Regions from separate parts of the Homo sapiens genome. Here region 2 is linked to region 1. A link is an interaction called in ENCODE POLR2A ChIA-PET data of the cell type or tissue named here. Cell type or tissue: GM12878. All regions are shown on one strand. Region 1 overlaps GFRA3 (GDNF family receptor alpha 3). Region 2 overlaps FAM53C (family with sequence similarity 53 member C).

The links. ChIA-PET counts read pairs that join two places held together with the same protein. Peaks named below come from ENCODE experiments on the same cell type or tissue, not always from the same donor. Only the 100,000 strongest peaks of a DNase experiment are listed, where the experiment ranks them.
Region 2: POLR2A ChIA-PET joins it to region 1 with 5 read pairs; 7 of 35 experiments call an interaction of 5 or more read pairs at or near these places.

Annotation. Positions count from the first base shown.
Region 1 is chr5:138,271,507-138,274,006 of GRCh38, forward strand. The region is part of intron 1 of GFRA3 (GDNF family receptor alpha 3); the gene reads right to left. Among named protein-coding and RNA genes, the nearest start is that of GFRA3, 1.9 kb to the right of the region's middle. In GM12878, no CTCF peak of the experiment used is centred here; no DNase peak of the experiment used is centred here; H3K27me3 peaks cover 128 bases.
Region 2 is chr5:138,343,881-138,346,380 of GRCh38, forward strand. FAM53C (family with sequence similarity 53 member C) reads left to right here. Exons shown (of 5, transcript NM_016605.3): 4 at 945-1,729. Among named protein-coding and RNA genes, the nearest start is that of FAM53C, 6.9 kb to the left of the region's middle. In GM12878, no CTCF peak of the experiment used is centred here; no DNase peak of the experiment used is centred here.

The sequences.
Region 1 (2,500 bases):
ATTTGATCCAGTGTGCAAATGTGTCTTTTTTAGTCAGCATAGTTCCGTTCCTTTCTTTTTCTTTCTCCTTTCTCCTTTTCTTTTCTTTCTTTTAATCTCTGTCACCCAGACTGGAGTGCAGTGGTACAATCGCCACTCACTGCAGCCTACAGTCTCGACCTCCCAGGCTCAGGTGAATTCTCCCACCTCAGCCTCCCAAGTAGCTGGGACTGCATGCATGCACTACCACGCCCAGCTAATTTTGTATTTTTTGTAGAGATGGGTTTTCACCATGTTGCCCGGGCTGGTCTCGAACTCTTGAGCTCAAGCAATCCACCCACCTTGGCCTCCCAAAATGCTGGGATTATAGGCGTGAGCCACCATTCCCGGCAGTATTTTCTTTTCTGTTTTTTTTTTTTTTTTTTTTTTGTGTGTGTGTGTGTGTGTGTGTGTGTGTGTGGTTTGGTTGTTTTATTTGTTTGTTTGGTTGGTTTTTTTTGCACGTTCACAGTATTTTCTTTTTCTTTTTTTTTTTTTTGAGACGGAGTCTCGCTCTGTCACCCAGGCTGGAGTGCAGTGGCGCGATCTCAGCTCACTGCAAGCTCCACCTCCCAGGTTCACGCCATTCTCCTGCCTCAGCCTCCCGGGTAGTTGGGACTACAGGCGCCCACCAGCATGCCTGGCTAATTTTTTCTATTTTTTAGTAGCGACGGGGATTCACTGTGTTAGCCAGGATGGTCTCAATCTCCTGACCTCGTGATCTACCCGTCTCAGCCTCCCAAAGTGCTGGGATTACAGGTGTGAGCCACTGCACCCAGCCAGTATTTTCTTAAAGTTGTAATTAGTGGCCAACATTTAAAAATCAGATTTTAGGCCGGGTGCGGTGGCGCACACCTTTAATTGCAGCACTTTGGGAGGCCAAGGTGGGCAGACTGTTTGAGCCCAGGATTCAAGATCAGCCTGGGCATCCGAGATGGCAAAAACCCGTCTCTACAAAAAATACAAAAATTAACCAGGTGTGGTGGCACACTACTACAGTCCCAGCTACTGGGGAGGCTGAGGCAGAAGGATTACTTGAGTATGGGAGGTTGAGGCTGCAGTGAACTGGAATCACACCACTGAACTCCAGCCTGGGTGACAGATTGATACCCTGTCTCAAAAAAAAAATCAGATTTCAAATAAAACTATTAATTTCCAATTTGTCTTGAAAAATGGAAACACTCGGGCCCACATGTAACGGGTGGAGTAATGACTGCCCCCTTTTGACAAGTCATGCCTTTTCCAGCTTGTTATAGTCCATACCACTTTCTATTACTTGCCCCACCTCCTCATTTATACAGCCACTGCCACGTCTATTTCATATTGATTTGTTAGCAACCTGGTTTTGTAACTTTGTTTTCTGCTTCTTGGCTCATCAGAGAATGAGTAGCTACAGAATGGGTCAGATCAGGCTATGCCTCAGGGCACAAGATCCTCATTTGTTTCTCATCAGTGAGGCCCACAACCCAGGTATCCATTTTATAGTTGGATGAACAAAGAAAAGTAATGTGCACCAGGGGATGTAGCAAGTCAAGACCGAGTCAAGGCTAGAACCCAGGACTCCAGCCTCCTATCCACTTCAGAATGATTTTCAGTACATGACACCACTTCCCCATGAATCGGAGGTCTCCTATATGCTTGGCTTTAGCAGGCCCTGAGCAATGATATTTTCCACCCCCAAAGCCCTCTGTTGGTCTGTGCTCTTGAAGAGCACTTGGCTCTACATGGTACCTCCTAGATGACTGTTTTATGGATTTTCAATGAGGCTACTTAACCAGATGTCATTGCTGTCAAGTATTACTGTGGAAAATAGATCTGTCACCAACACTGCTTCATTAAACCATTTAATGAGAAAGGTGTTTAATGTTTTCCCCTGATCCTGACATGCAGCCATAACCTTTAGGATTAGTGAAATTTCCTGGGCAGTCAAATCAGACTGGTGATGTCTTGCTGCCCTGACTTACTGATGTTGGCAGGTGGACAGACCAGGGTTTTTCCTCCTTCCTTCCATATCTGTCTCAAGGCAGCATTTCTACAGCACTGCGTTGTGGACTGAGGTCTCAGGGCAGTGTGGTGGTCTCTCTGTCTCAGGAGTCCCTCCATTCAGTCTCTGGGCAGGAGCCGCATAATAAGATTCCACACACCCATACCACTCACGAAGGCCATGGGCCTTCCAGGGATCTCGGATCCCAGGCTGTTCTTCCTTGGGGGAGTGGCCTGGTTCTAAAACCAGGCCTTGAACTACATCTACAAAACATCTATTGTGGATTATTTATTATCCAAGGGGCAAGCCACTGTGCTAGACGGCTTGCAAGGCCTGCTATTGTAGAAGGTTATGAAACAAGTCAGTTTTAACGAACTTCTTTTTCTTCACCTGTACCTAGTTTCTTCCTCAGTCCTTAAAGCAGATGGAAGAGTTAAAGCCCACGTGGAGCAAATGACACTCTGTTTCTGATCTGATTCTCCCCGCCTCTTAGAGACG
Region 2 (2,500 bases), 72 kb after region 1:
AGGGAAGAACTATAGACCAAATACACTCAGTATGAATTTTGCCACCATCAAGTCTGACTTCGTATACTTGTCGTTTGCCCCAAATATCCAGCCCCTGCAGAATTCCAGCCAGCTAGCCAGAGGAGTTTGGATTAGGCCCTTTGTCCCTTAATGAGCCGTCTCCCAAAAGTCACAATTTTGGTTGGAATACAGTGAGTGAGGATTGTTTCTTTTAGTCCATTTTCCCTTCCTTCTCTTGGTCCCTCCATCTGTTTGGATTTAAGAGAAGGCCTAGGGGAAGGGAATCGGAATATGTGGGTGGCCAGACAGAAACGAAGATGAGCAGCACAAAGTCAGGGTTTCCCAAGCCCAGGTTTCACTGTCAAAGGCCTTCCCCACCCTGTTTGCCCTCCCTAGGAATAAAAGTGATCTCTTACCTGCCTGATTACCTCTTACTTCTTGGCAGTCCTAACTCCTGACTTGGTGCTGTTGACACATGAGAGGAGGAAAGGCCGAGAAAGAAGAGCATAGGCCTGCTTTTCAGCATCCAGGGCAAGCGTGGGGGAGGGGCGAGGGAGAGATGAGCAGGACACTCACAAACGTGTTTGTTTCTCTTGACTTCTTTTACCTTTGAGAGGGAGTGGCAGGCAGTAGATGAAATGTTTTTGATTCCAGGTAGTTGGTCACAATGGAGGCAATAGAGCATAGTGGTTTAAAAACCTAGCCTTCGCATCAGACAGACCTGGATTTGAATCCTCCTTTGGTCTTTTGAGTGCTATGTGATTTTGGGAAAGTTATTGAATTTCTCTTATCTGTGAAATGGGGATAATGATAACGATACTACCTACCTCATAAGGTTTTTGGAAATTTTCACATAAAATGCTCCATACATTATGTGGCAAATGGTAAGTTCTTAAAAAATGTAAGCTATCATTAATATTATTCTTATTATAAATGCCTTCCAGAAGGTGCTTCCTGGAGGGGCCTGCCCCACTGTTCCTGTGCTGAGTTCCAGGACAGCCTCAACTTCAGCTACCATCCCTCAGGCCTGAGCCTGCACCTCAGACCACCCAGTCGGGGAAACTCCCCCAAGGAGCAGCCCTTCTCCCAAGTCCTAAGACCTGAGCCCCCAGATCCAGAGAAGCTTCCTGTGCCCCCTGCCCCTCCATCCAAGAGGCACTGCCGCTCACTCTCAGTGCCCGTGGACCTGTCTCGCTGGCAGCCGGTGTGGCGGCCCGCCCCCTCCAAGCTGTGGACTCCCATAAAGCACCGGGGCAGTGGTGGAGGGGGTGGGCCGCAGGTGCCTCACCAGAGCCCCCCAAAGCGGGTCTCCAGCCTCAGGTTCCTCCAAGCTCCCAGTGCCTCTTCTCAATGTGCCCCAGCTCACAGACCCTACAGCCCTCCTTTCTTCAGCCTGGCCCTGGCCCAAGATTCCTCTCGACCCTGCGCCGCCTCCCCTCAAAGTGGCTCCTGGGAGAGTGATGCTGAGTCCTTGTCACCTTGCCCACCTCAGCGCCGCTTCTCCCTGTCACCCAGTCTGGGCCCGCAGGCAAGCCGCTTCTTGCCCTCTGCCCGGAGCTCTCCCGCATCCTCCCCAGAGCTGCCCTGGCGACCTCGAGGTCTCCGCAACCTTCCCCGAAGCCGCTCACAGCCTTGTGATCTGGATGCCCGCAAAACTGGGGTCAAGCGGCGCCACGAGGAAGACCCCCGGCGTCTGCGGCCTTCGTTGGACTTTGACAAGATGAATCAGGTGGGACCAGCAAGACTAGGGGAGCTTAGATGGGAGTGTGGGGACTGTTCTGTTTCCACTTTTGAGCTAGCCCCTAGCTTCATTACCCTGCCGCCCCCACCACCAACAGCACCTCCTTTAGCTCTTAGCTAGGGTGACCTACCATCCCAGTTTGCCTGGGACTGTCCCAGTGTTAGCACTGAAAGTCCCCCCATCCTGTGAAATGCCTTAATCCTGGGAGTTAGAGAAACTGGGGTGAGACCCATGTTAAACCTTCCAACAGAGATCCCAAATTGTCCTGCAAGAGGTACTTTCCCTCCTTTCCAAGAATGCACAAGCTGCAAAAAATTCCATCAGTACCTACTCCTTGTGCCCAAAGCTGTTTTTGCCACTTGCCTGTCACTGCTTCAAAGTGGGTCTGTGAGGGCTGAAGCAAGATGGGCTGCTACAGTGTATTCATCTGTTAGACAAATGTTTTTTGACTTCCTGGTGTGAGTACAATTATTGTATGTATGCACTTTGCTCACTTTTTTCATATTATTCTTTCTAGACCACTAGGTTACAAACCTCTTTAAGAATTAATTAATTTTTTCATACAGTCGTCCATCCCATCTGCAAACATTTACTGACTCTGACTAGGCACTGGCAGTACAAAGTAATGAAACACTGCAGATGATGTTCCTGCCCTCACGGAGCTTCTATTCTTCAATTCAATGGAAACAATGGGCTCCAAATTTTGTCAGAAAGTTTACAAACGCCAGGCATGGTGGCTAACGCCTGTAATCCCAGCAC